Linked DNA regions of Homo sapiens: region 2 is linked to region 1. Evidence: chromatin contacts called from ENCODE Hi-C or POLR2A ChIA-PET data. All regions are on one chromosome and are shown on one strand. Each heading gives the region's core, a stretch centred on a gene start or an enhancer-like site at or near the end of the contact. The rest is flanking DNA. Distances are from core to core; before and after follow the strand shown.

Region 1 (6,686 bases), core at 2,465-4,964:
GGCAATAAGAGTGAAACTTCTTCTCAAAAAAAAAAAAAGAAAAAGAACAGCCCCAAGTCTCTCACGCCCAAGCCCAGAGTCTCTTGGTCTGGGAGTCCTCCTGAGAATGTAATTTGGCATGAGTCCTTCATGGGCACAGACACCGGGCTGGAAGACTCAGAATAAAACCAGACTCTCAAGAGAACACTGTTGTCAGGAAAAGTGGGGGTGAATTGCTCAGTTTAACTTGTAACATGGATTCCAACCCTAAGGTTCTGTGATGACTAAGTTGGAGCAGTGAAGCCAATCAGGAATGAATCTGATCTAAAATGACTCCAGACTGAATTAAAGGAGGAGAAAGAGAGATCAGACACTAGGGGAAATGGTGTGTCGGGATATAGGAGGTGCTCCGAGATGGGAATCCAAGTACCACATCTTGGCTTCCCGGTGGTTCTGTTTCTTAGTGATCTCGTTCTACTGTTGGTTGTAAAGGCTTTCTGGAGGTCAGATGAGTCCTTTTTCAAAATCGTCACCCATTTCCTGGCTTTGGACTGCACCAAGAGGTTGCTTGTTCTCACCCCCAGGAAGTCTTCAAGCTATAAACAGCTCTGATCAGGGCATGAAGGACCCAAGCCCCAAACCCCAAGCCCAAATCAGTCAGTCGTTAAGATTTTAGACGAGTCAGTGCTCCTTGTGTAGCTTACATATTTTTCATTTACAAATTAGGCAGATATCTAGAAATGGTCCAATCATGTGTCCTAAAAGCAGCTTCTACTTGGTCTATCCAAAGGGTCATTACACATTCATTTTGATTATTTGTTTTATACTTAACAAGCATGCCGTAAGCAAACATTTATTATTTATTGTACATTTAATGAAGGAACACAAATATAAGTTACTATTAAAATAGGTAAGGAAACAGAATCAGAGGGCCTTCCACTGCATGCCAGAACCAGAATTCAGGACAGAGATCTCGCCATTGCAACCCTCCTCAGCGGGTGGGCGTGGGACGTCAAAATTAGGTCTGGAGAGCAAAAAGGGGTGGTCTTCATTCTGTCAGGAGCTCAGAGTCCCTTCCTGCATCCCAACAGGAGCATTCCAGCAAAGAAAGGAGATTATTCCATGGAAAAGAGCTTCTGGGAATGGTCTTAAGCTTTAAAAACCAAAGACCAAGGGGAGAGCCACAGAGATCAATATGAAAACCAGAATGAAATATTTTAAACGTACCCTCCATCTTGCAAACATTTGGAGATCAGTTTCCACATCCACATAGAGAGAGACCCTTCAGTTCCTTCAATATATGTGTGCCTCTCATCCTCCTAGCTCTGTGATCTCAAAATTAGAAGTGGCCATAAAGGCCATTAAGCCCAGTGCCTGCCCCATTGGTATTCCTGAGGTCTCCAGTGAAGCAAAGATCATTATCTCCTGCCACTGCAAATTCCATCTTTCCATCAGAAAGTTCTTCCTTACACGGAACTGAAATCTGGTTCCTCCCCGGCCTTCCATCCCTTGCTTCACGTTCTGCCTCTCAGGACCATATTTCAACCTATGTCTGTCTCACTGGTTTGGAATTTTTGTAGGTGAGTATGTACACTCGTTCCCTCAGTATCCATGGGGAATTGGTTCCAGGACCCCTGAGATACCGAAATCCAGAGATGCTCAAGTCTTTTATATAAAATGAGGTAGTATCTCCTGTATACTTTAAAGCATCTCTAGATTACTTATAATACCTGAGAATGCAAATGCTATGTGAACAGTTGTTATATTATATTGGTTTTTTTATTTGTATTTTTTTATGGTTGGATTTTTTTTTTTTTTAATATTTTCGAGCCTTGGTTGGTTGAATCCATGGATGCAGAAACCATGGATACAGAGGGCTGACTGTATATAGAAACAAAGCTATCCAAGACCTCATCCCACAGTCACTCTGGTTGTTCTCCTGACCACATCACACTGCTGACTTCTAATGCATTTTTTGCCAACTTGAAATCCATTCTTTTTGGATTTTTCCAGTGTGTTACTGCTAAGCAGTCCATTCAGCATATATACTGCTGGCCTTGTGGACTCACAAGTCATACCCTACTAAACACCCATCAGATGGACTTGTCTACTTTATTGAGAAACAACAGAAGATAGACCTGCAAGTCCAGCTGTTCATCTACCTCCACCCCACAGCCCAAGCCACATTCCCACCCTTTGTGGATGAAGCTCAGGGATGCAGATCCCATTCCAAGATCCCCACTCCTGTTCTCAGATCCTGCCAGACCTAAAACTGTCTCCAGGACACAAGGCTATTCCAAGCAACATTAAGAGAGAGCTCTGTAGGAAAAGAGGGTCTTGTCAACACAATTCTCAGAATAAGAAAGCAGCCAGCAGACAGGGCAGCAGGGTCAATTTGCTAATCACGGGGCTGGGAGCTTGTGATCCCTGACAACACCATTCTGAACCTGTGTCTTTCTAAAAAGAGAGAAAAAATGTTATTTTCTTTCACAGTTCTGATGGCACTGTTCGCCGTCAAGGCCCATGTAGTAAGTACAATGATGCCTCCCATTATTAGTGTGTTCTACCTTTTATTAAATGATTTCCCAGTCTCATTGAATCCCTTCCAACAACTATCCCAGGAGGTAGTATTATACCCAATTTAGTGATAGGAAGACTGAGGTTCAGAGAGGTTAAGTATATTCCCAAGGTCACACCAGCAATAAGGAGCAAAAGAAACACTGGTTTAGGAGACTCCAGTTCCAATTCTGTAGACTCCCTTTCCAATTCTGCTACATACTAACTGTTTTAACTCTGGCTAACTTTATTCTGAACCTCAGTTTCTACACCTGAAAATTGGAGATTAAAATAGGCGCTCTGCTTATATCTCAGAGCAGTTATAAGGATCATATGAGATAATGAGAGTGAAAGCCCTATGGAAAAGGGTAAGGCATTATAAAAGTGTAAGGGATTATTGTGTGATTACTTACAAATGACTGTGCATTCCATTACAAATACAAAAAGCAGTGAGGTCATTCGCAAGACAAAGAAACATTAAGTCTCTGGGAATTAAAGGAAAATGATTTGATGTTCTACGGGGTTATGTCTATATGCTGCTCACTCTTGCAGTTCAAAGCTCAGCAGCAGCTGTCAGATTTTCAAACTCCAAGTCACATATGTCTACAGGAAGGCTCAAGACAAAATCTCCCTTTTCAGCTAAAAGCAAATGCTGGGCCAAAAGGAGGTAATAGAGATGGACGTTTCAAAGACCCCCTGAGATTCTCAGTTCCGGAAACGTGGCCTGCGATGTTTTCCTTGGAGAAGCTGTTAGAAACACAGGCTCCAGTCTCTCTGAAATAAGCCCGTGGGGAAATAAACATACAGTAAGGAGCTATTTTCCAGAGAGCACTGAGGATGCTCCCAAGCATGAATTAATCAAGGGCACAAGGTATTTCAAGCTGCAGATACCAAAAAGCTAGTAATCTCCAACCCACTAAACCTCCCAGCCCGGCTCACAGAAGCTTACCCTGGAATTCTAGCATCCCTAGCAGTGGGCAGCAGGCTGAGCCAGCAGATGAGGCTCATTTACATACCAGGTCTTGCTGAAGATCACCTGGGGGCCGCAGGGGACCCAAGGAGCTCTGAGAGCAAGCTGGTCTGGCTTCCTTCAGGCCTTTCCCAACATGCCACTTGTCAGGATTCTCTTCAATTCCTGAAAAGAGCCAAGTCATCTCTGTCATTTGTAGAGGGGCCGGATCTTCGCCAGAAATCCATTCCCAAGGCTGACAAGCACAGAGCCCAGTGAGGTCTGTTTTCTGGTTTGCATTTTATCATTTGCTTCCTGTGCTGATCATTTGAGAAAGACACTAAAGTAATTTATTGCATAGATGTGTGAGCATCTACTATGTGTGCGTGCTTGAATCCCCAGGGATGTTACAGCAAAGAGCTGTGAGATACAAACAACTTCAAGGAGCTCACAAATCCAGTTCAAGACAGAGACTGACTGCAATTGAAGGACAAGATGTTGTAAACTCTATGAGTTCTGCAGAATCCCTCCCAATGGGTGGGTTAGACTTTTGGGCTAGGAATTAAAAGAGGATGGAGCAGGGGGGCACAGATGAAGGAACAAAGGGCATTCCGACAGAAGGAAATATTTAAGCCAGACACAGTGGCATATGTCTATGGTCCCAGCTACTCAGGAGGCCAAGGCAGTATTACTTGAGCCCAGGAGTTCAAGACCAGCCTGGGAAACATAGTGAGATTCCCATCTTTAAAAAAAAAAAAAAAAAAGAAGAAAAAGAAAAGAAAGATTTGAACCCCAGCAATGACTGAGAAGATATGACAAAGACCAGCAAGTTAAAATCAAGCTTAGAAAATGTGGGTGGAGCACGGTGGCTCACACCTGTAATCCCAGCACTTTGGGAGGCCGAGGCAGGCGGATCACCTGAGGTCAGGAGTTCAAGACCAGCATGGCCAACCTGGTGAAACCCCATCTCTACTAAAAATACAAAAACTAAACAGGCGTGGTGGTGTGTGCCTGTAATCCCAGCTATTCAGGGGGCTGAGGCAGGAGAATGGCTCGAACCCGGCAGGAAGAGGTTGCAGTCAGCTAAGATTATGCCACTGCACTCAAGCCTGGACAACAGGGCAAGAGTCCACCTCAAGAAAAAAAAAAAAAAGAAAAGAAAAAAAAAAAAAAGAAAATGTGTAGGTCACTAGTGAGAGAAGTGGGCAGATGGATAGAAATAAACAGAAGTTAACTCAGAAAGGTAGATTGAAGCCAGTTTGTTGTAGCCTGAGGCAATTGAATTCTATGTCTAAAAGCAGAGTGAAAAATAAATAAATAATAAAAGCAGAGTGTTCCTTTACTTCGAGATGCAAAGCTCTGATTATACCATTGATGAGTTTAAGAAAATAGGCTCTTTTGACTCCTCGCTGCCAAATCATAACAACGATAACAATGAAAATTTAATGAGTGTTTACTCTGTGCTAGGTATTATACTAAGCAGGTTACATACATTATCTCATTTAACCCCAGCAATGACCCTGTGAACTAGGCACTCTCACTCCCATATTACAAATGAGAAAACAAAAGCTTAAAGGAAAAGTCAGATGCTCAAATCTCAGAAATAGTAAGTGCAACAGTCCAAAACTAACTGCTTCACATAGCAAACTCAACCCCTTGCAATTCTAGACTGTACTCCCCAGTTCTGGTCTTCTTTCTCATCGCCCAGATTCTCCCCGTCTCATTTCTAAGAGATGAAATCCTCTCCACATAACTAGCATGCATAACAATCTTGTATAACAAAAATAACTGTCTCTGAAATAGTTGACAAAAGTTTATATTTGTTTCTGTCTCTCCATTAGATCCTTGGGATCAGGAACCTTGCCTTTCTTGTGAGCCGGTGTACACAGTGAACACTCAAGAGTTATATATACTTAGTCAGACAATGTCTGTGAAGGTTGGACCAGGAAGGTAACACAATACTAGCTATAATTTCAAACCTTTTTAGCACAGATATTGTACCAATCTCAGCAAGGTTCCCAGAGTCCAAAGGGGAGACACAACCAGGTTGCAAAATGCAGGTCAAAGACCTTGTGGCTCGGGACATCCTGAAGGTCCTGCAGCTACTCTGTGGTTGCAGGACCTCGAACCTCCAGCAGGTGCGCCAAGAGCCAAGATCTTCACAGGGATCTGGACAGATTAAACCTTTCCTTGAAAAAATGAAAAAGCCATGTCCCACTGAGACGGGGATTTGAATTAAAGGAGGTGTGTCTAACAAAGTGGCCCAGGGGTAAGGGAGCTCTAGGCTGAGAGGTCTCAGACCCGTCACATCTCGTGACTCGTGCTAAGCCACTTTGTGTCCCCTTGTGCTGAACCACTCTGCCTCTCAGTGTTAGCAAAAGGAAGGGTAGACACAGTGGTTTTTTAACTTTTATATGTAGCAGCAGAACTTTTCCTTTAAATGGATGCTTTGACAATGTTTAGCTTACAAAATAGGAAAAAGCAGAGCGACTCAGGTTGGCTCTAGCGGTCCCCTTCCTTCCTCCACTTCCCACCACTTTTCACCTCCCTCCGTGCTATATCCCTCAAGATGACTCCTGGAGTCTCTCAGGCTCAGAAGAGAACAGCTTGAAAACCACCAGCCTTCTGAGCTCTTCATAGTACCTTCCAGGTCTGATTCCAGTAAATTCCAAGGTCTGACATGTACCTCCTTAACAAGCAGCTCTGCATTTTCACCAGTGGGATGGGCAACACATGGCGTAGATGGGGTGCAGCAAGGAAGAAAGAAGTCTCAAATTAGAAAACTTACATTATACTCTACTTACAGCTGGGTGCAGTGGCTCAGGCCTGTAATCCCAGCACTTTGGGAGGCCGAGGCAGGCAGATCACTTGAGGTCAGGAGTTCAAGACCAGCCTGGCCAACACGGTGAAACCCCGTCTCTACTAAAAATACAAAAATTAGCTGGGTGTGGTGGTGTGCACCTGTAATCCCAGCTACTTGGGAGGCTGAAGCAGGAGAATCGCTTGAACCTGGTGGGGCGGAGGTTGCAGTGAGCCAAGATTGCACCATTGCACTCCAGCCTGGATGACAGAGCAAGACTCTGCCAAAAAAAAAAAAAAAAAAAAAAAGATTATAATCTATTTAGGACCTGTGTTCTCTCAAGCAAGTTATAAGCAAGTTATTTCATCTCTCTAAACCTCAGTTTTCTCATCTGTAAAATGG
Region 2 (6,684 bases), core at 755-3,254, 160 kb after region 1:
CAGAGTTGGTACTAGAGCTTCATCTCCTATGTCCTTGCCCAGTATTACTTAGGCTTCATTTTGCTTCCTGAACAGTCTGCCCTTAGGCATCTAACACAGAAATCTCATTATAATAAAGTATTTTTAGTATTCATGTAACTTAAGCCTTTTGGATGGAGCCCAAGGCAGAACCATCTTATATCCTGAATTTGGCTCTGTGGCAAATAGTGTTAGAACATGGTTCATGATCAACTATGGGTTTCGCTTTACAAACATATCTCTGAAAAACTTCCCTATGTGGACGGAGAACAGGCTAATTTATCTTGGGATAGGAGATTTCTCTTTGAAACAGTTGCTGGGATCCTGGAGAATAGAGGGACAGTCTTACTATAGTACTTAACCGTGCTGAGCTTGCAAATCCCTAACCTGATATTTTTGCAGAATCTCCAATTCAGAAAGATTTGTTTTGGCAGAGACTGAAATTCTTTATTTGGAACTTGAGGTATCCCTGACCCATAAGCATTCGGCTTGACAGATACGCAGTTGCATCCGTCATCACTCTGCCCTAAGCAGGGCAATGGCTGTGGTGAGCAAGAGTAGGGGATCCCGGGTATGGTCTTGAGTTTGTGGCTAACACATGAGATGTGGGGAAAGCTGCTTTTCTTTTAGGGGGCTCAGTTGTTTCAACTGTCATATGTTGAGACAGCATTAATCAGTGGGCTTCAAACTTTTAAAGCCACCAGATTTTTCCCCCCAGAATGCTGTGGGAACCTAGCATGAATAAATAGTAAAAGTGGGACTCACAGCTTCTCCATTTAGCCACTGTATGTCTGTAGGGCCTCTGTGGACTCTAGTATGGCAACATTCGGATACATACCTTTTAGCCCCCAACACTGGGATTCTAAAGATGAGTAATGGCTTAGTGATAGATGTTAACCTCCTGAGGGGTTGCAGTGAGCCTGGAATTCTGGATACAGAACTGGTCAGACAGGGAAAAGGGCTGTAACAGTGTGACAAACAGTAGAATTAGAGTGGAGGGTAGCAAGATAAAGTTTTACATTTCATGGGTTAACAGCACTTTATAGTTTACAAGTATTTGCACTATAGTTGTCTCTTTTGAACTTACGCAACACTGTGTGCTCAGGCATTTGTGCAGCAATCTTTTGTGAAGCTGGATTATGTGCCTGGTACTGTGGGTTGAGCTCATGGACATAAAGAAAGAGGAGAGCATGTGAGCCTGGAGGAGCTCATCATCTTATAGAGGAAACAGGCAGGTAAAGAAATCATTGCAATTGCAAAACAGAAAAGCTGTAAGAGAGGTGCAAACAAATGTTGAGCAGCGAAGTGAAAGCAATGATTCCTTTTTCCTGGGGAGGGGAGGAAGGCATACCTACCGTGGGGCCTGCAGGATGAGTGACCTAGGCAGATAAATACCTAGGTAGAGAAAAACACGTGCACGAAGCAGTGGAGGCCTGTGTGAGCAAGGTGCGTTTGGGGGAAACAGGAAGAGCTAGGGGAAATCTGGCCTTCAAGGTATGGAAAGGCAGTTAAACAGTGAAGTTAACCTGCAGCTTAACTGGGAAGGACTTTGAATACAATGCAAAGAATTTGGACCCCATGGCCATTAGAGCCCCATCTTCCAGATGAGGAAAAGGGCCTTCCCTTCGCACAGGGACAGCCGAAACTGTGACTCCCACGTTCCTTTTGCTACCCTGTGCTGCCTCCAGCAGGCCTGAACCGAGGCAGGCCCTGCGTGGGAGAGGCCTCTGGGCTGTTTATCCTGCGCCAGTGGGGCTAGCTCTGGCAGGGAGTGGAAGTAGGTGAGGTGGGGGCTGTGGAGGAGAGGAGGAGCCTGACAACAAGGGCTACATTCAAGGCCTGCACTGGAGCTGACGAGGAGAATGGAAAGCTACAGTCTGTTGGAGCCATCCAGCCTTGGCAAAGCGGTCGGGGCCTTATAAGGAAATGTTGTTCTCTCCCAGCCGGTGGGGCTGGGATGGAGCCCTGTGCCCACAGGACAGAGCTGCCCTTGTGGTGGTAGGCTGGGGGTGCCACCCGCCCCTCTGCTGTGAGCAGGAGCTGTCAATGGGCCACTTCTGCAGGCTCAGCATTCCCTCTCAGCCCCAGTGTGCGTGTAGCCCCCACCCCTCCACCCCCTCCCACTCCCCATTGCCTTGGGCTGATTGGAGGAAAGGAAAAAAACAAAACAAAACAAAGACTTGGCAAAGTCCCAGGCCTCATTGCTGTTTGATGCCGAATTATTCGGAAAATAGGCTCAGGTCAAATTCTCTCTTTTTCCTGAAGAATGCATGAATAAGGGGATTGCTCTTTGTCCTCCTTCCCTGCCTGGCGCCCGCATCTCTTTTCCTTGTGATCACGAAACTCCCAGCACCCCACACGGCCCAGTGCAGAAAGCAAGAAGCTGAGATGAGTGGGCGGGGGAAGCCTTGTGCTGGTGCCTTTTCCACCTCCCAAGGGTAGAGCAGCAGCCACCGGAATACTCATAGGAGAAGGGTGACTCTCGGACTCCTTACCTGTGCCGGGCAGACCAGAGGGCCAGGGAGAGAGAGATGGGCACAGGGTAAAAACACAGCCTGCCCAGAAAGCAACAGAAAGTGCTCCTTGGGGTGGGCGCGGTGGCTCACGCCTGTAATCCCAGCACTTTGGGAGTCCAAGGAGGGTGGATCACGAGGTCAGGAGTTGGAGACCAGTCTGACCAACATGGTGAAACCCCGTCTCTACTAAAAATACAAAAATTAGTTGGGCGTAGTAGTGTGTGCCTGTAATCCCAGCTACTCAGGAGGCTGAGGCAGGAGAATTGCTTGAACTCGGGAGGCAGAGGTTGCAGTGAGCCCAGATCGCGCCACTGCACTCCAGCCTGGGTGACAGAGCAACAATCTGTCTAAAAAAAAAAAAAAAAAGTGCTCCTTGGGAAAGGACAGTAAGCATTAGTCAGCTCCTGGAAGGAGGGCTTTTCTACAGGGAGTGAGGAGAGATGATTTAAAGCACTGATCCCTAGCAGATCTTTCTGAACTCAAGATTGGGGATAGGAGCAGAAAAGATGCTTAGTGTGGCCTTTTGCTTTGGCTATTCATAGACCCCGTGCATGAAACCCTGGAGCTACAAGGAAGCAGGTTGGCCAGTGCAGCTCCTCACCTAAAGCTGAAATATTTTTACAGCAAGCTTGGCAGACCTTCAGCTAACCAGTGCTCCTCTAGTCATCATGGACTTAGTTCCTCAAGTTAGTCTGTCCCAAACATACAGCTCAACCCAACAAGGAGAAGTAAGTCATGGAAAGCAAGAGGAAACTTCCGTTTCCAAGGAGTTTACCATCCAGAGCAAAGCTACAAGGAGCACACAATAATCCAAACACAAAGAAGAAAGTTATGGCCAGGTGTGGTGGCTCACGACTGTAATCCCAGCACTTTGGGGGGCTGAGGTGGGTGGATCACCTGAGGTCAGGAGTTTGAGACCAGCCTAGCCAACATGGTGAAAACCTGTCTCTACTAAAAATACAAAAATTAGCCAGGCGTGGTGGCGGGCACCTGTACTCCCAGCTACTCAGGAGGCTGAGGCAGGAGAATTGCCTGAACCTGGGAGGCAGAGGTTGTAGTGAGCTGAGATTGTGCCACTGTGCTCCAGCCTGGGGGAGAGAGTGAGACTTTGTCAAAAAAAAGGAAAGAAAGAAAAAAAAAGGAAAGAAAAAAGGAAGGAAGGAAGAAAGGAAGGAAAGAAAGAAAGAAAAGAAAGGAAATAAAAAAGAAAGTTATGAGCTCTAAGAAAAACAGAGATGTCTGAGGTGAAAGAAATTGCTCTTGACTAGGTGTCCACAGCAGTAGATGAGGAAAGCTCTTATAGAAGAGATGGAATTTGGGGTGAAGAAAAGTTAAAAGTCCAAAAAGTGACATTTTGAGAGATTGTAGGGAAATGGCTTCCAGGGGGAGGAACTAGCCTGAGCAGGACGTGGTGGCAGGAAATCTTGGGGCTCACTTGGTGTCTGTGGGGAGATGGACAAGTGGATTAGTGCAACAGGGAGAGGAGGGGCTGTGGTTGGAGAATGGCTGAGCACCACATTTGGGGGCACTGAATCCCAGAGGGAGGAGGAAATTGAAGTGATTGGCAGCCAGGAGCCACCGAAAGCTTTTAAGCGTGAAAGAGATGTGACCGGTACAGTGGTTCAGCAACTGTGATCTGGTATCAGGCGCAGAAGGGAGAGGCATCCTTCGCCCTGCTTTGGTGAAGCCAGGAAAGTACCACTTCCTGCAGCAGAGCTTTGGCGGTGTTGTGGCCCTTTCCTGAGCACTGGAGGCCTGGCTCTCCAGACAGCCACCTAGATCTCAGGATTTCAAGCACTGCTGCATCTTAGAGGCTGGCTGCTTTTTGAACGAGTGACCCTTCCCCAGAAAGGACTAGGACTGGCCACGTTAGCTCAGTTCTCTTTTTACTTTGAGGCTTGCACAAGTCATTGTGTTCAGATATGGTTAAGAAACCTAAACTTCAATCCCTTTTCAGGACTTGGAGACCTGGCAGGTTTCCAAAAAGCACCCAGGGTTGAAAGGCAAAAGCTCTCGGATGCCATCTTATCTCAAAGAGTCTGTCCTTTGTAAGGCATTCACTATTTAGACACCTGTGCTTGTCTCACACCTGATGATAATAGAGCAGTAACTTCCTCCCCAGCTTTTCCCTCCATGGCTTCTTTCCCTTCCTTTTGGATGCCTGCCTCCATCAAGGCATCACTATTCCTAGGGAGTATGAGGCTTTTGCAGAGTGCTTTGGGCTCCTGTTGCAAAGAGAGCAGGCATAGCTTTTTGTCCCAGAGACAAATCCAAGGTGCTCTGGAGGATAGCAGTGAGTTCCTGTCTGTGTTCTGGATCTGGGTTCTGGCCAGTCTTGCTGTCCCACTGCCCAGCATGGCCAGTTCAGCAATAGAATTCTGAGGGACCTGAACTTGATCTTCACACCTGGCCCCTGCCTCCTAGCCACAGGGCGCTGCAGCTGAGGAGCTGATCATGTGCGTCTTGGTAGCAAATCCTGCTTCCTACCAAACTTTTCTTCCTTGACAATGCAGACAGTGACCCCTGGGACCACAGAGATACAGTTCTAGTCCTGGAGAAACTGGTTGTTCCCCTGTCCTTCCAATAGGTTGTGGTTATGGCTAATTTTGAATTTGTATTAGATAACAATAAATTTACTTCTTCCCTTTTAAGGGAATATATGAGCATTTTATGATGAGATATTATCTTTTTTTGTTTGTTTGTTTTTTGTTTTTTTGAGACAGAGTCTCACTCTGCCACCCAGGCAGGAATGCAATGGCGTGATCTCGGCTCACTGCAACCTCACCTTCCAGGTTCAAGGGATTCTCCTGCCTCAGCTTCCCAAGTAACTGGGATTACAGTCATGCGCCACCACACTCAGCTAATTTTTGTATTTTTAGTAGAGATGGGGTTTCATCATGTTTGTCGGGCTGGTCTCACACTTCTGACTTCAAGTGATCCACCTGCCTCGGCCTCCCAAAGTGTTGGGATTACAGGCATGAGCCACCATGCCCAGCCAAGTGAAATATTATCTTAACTCTTAAGACTGCATTTCAGAATAACTGACTTATATGATGGCTGGCATTCTGTTATGTGAAGCAAAATTCTTCTCAGGACCCTTTGATTTACCACCCAAATTGTCTGCTAGCTAGCTCAGTCTCCAACTCAGAGAAATGTCACTGGCAAATCTCCTCAGTTTTTCATTTTAATTTTACCTAACCATTCATTATTCACCCCATTTATTTGATTTGGTAATAAGCAGTTTAAAATAATCACAAGGTATAAAGGGAATACAATAAAAATGTTCCTCTCAACCTTTCCCCAACTATCTAGATGTCCTCCTTTTCAAAGCCGACCACTATACCATTTTCTTATGTATCCTTCTCCTCTGCGATGTTTTTATACAAGTAATGATCAGGACTTTCCTCATCCAGTAGACAGCTCATGCAAAAAGAAGCAAGCCTGTTCAAACAGAATTCTCCAGGGACAGTTTGTCTCCCAGGTTTGCCTATACAGGGAGCAGAACCCTGATTCTAGATGCCAGATAGAACTCACCTGGCCCAGGTTTCTATAGCACAAGCCCTGATATTCTTTAGCCTGACCCTCAATGAAAATTAGCTGAGGACGCCTGAGCTCACTCTCTGGAATGAGACCTAAATACCATCTCCTGCATAATCTTATAGAAAATGAATGAAACAGAGACTGCACTGTGAGTTCTGGTGCCAATTATAAAGGATCTGGGGCAGGGATCTGGCATCCAGGTGGCTAGAGGAAGAGTCCTGGAGTTTTTAGCATCCTCCCCTCTGGGTCCCATTTCTCTGGTTTTTCATGGTGTGATCTGGACTGAAATGCCCATCAGTTATTCTAGACCCCGACTTACTGATCACAGAGAATCTTTAATCTGTGCTTGTTTACTCTGAAACTGGCATCTCCACTAGTGCTGCAGCTGCTCACCAGACACACCAGAGCACTCTTTCTTGCTGATGATGCTGGAGCACTTTGTTGCTCACTGATCATGCTGGAGCTCTATGTTGCTCACCCATCATCCTGGAGCACTCTCTTGCTCATTGATGATACTGGAGCACTCTGTTGCTCCCTAATCATACTGAAGCTCCATTTTCTCAGTGAGGATCAGAATTCATCATCCCTGGCTGCTCTAGTTCCCACATCC

What was found. Hi-C counts contacts between places; a loop is a spot of excess contacts on that map. ChIA-PET counts read pairs that join two places held with the same protein, here RNA polymerase II (POLR2A). Pooled maps may share reads with other maps.
Region 2: a map of sigmoid colon shows a loop between it and region 1 (5-fold over the local background). The contact joins two enhancer-like sites. A Hi-C loop is called at or near these places in 9 of 168 maps with a recorded cell type or tissue (Caco-2, Right ventricle myocardium inferior, aorta and 5 more) and 5 of 50 pooled maps. POLR2A ChIA-PET finds 5 or more read pairs at or near these places in 4 of 52 experiments (Caco-2, H1, activated CD8-positive, alpha-beta T cell and 1 more).

The regions. Positions count from the first base shown.
Region 1 is chr3:188,205,184-188,211,869 of GRCh38, reverse strand. All of the region lies in intron 1 of LPP (LIM domain containing preferred translocation partner in lipoma), which reads right to left. Among named protein-coding and RNA genes, the nearest start is that of FLJ42393, 30 kb to the right of the region's middle. Within about 2 kb of position 3,714, at least 3 of the 41 ENCODE cell types and tissues checked have a DNase peak (open chromatin) inside an H3K27ac peak, as active enhancers do.
Region 2 is chr3:188,047,616-188,054,299 of GRCh38, reverse strand. No RefSeq gene overlaps it. Among named protein-coding and RNA genes, the nearest start is that of LINC01991, 75 kb to the right of the region's middle. RefSeq lists an enhancer at 1,133-2,105. Within about 2 kb of position 2,004, at least 21 of the 41 ENCODE cell types and tissues checked have a DNase peak (open chromatin) inside an H3K27ac peak, as active enhancers do.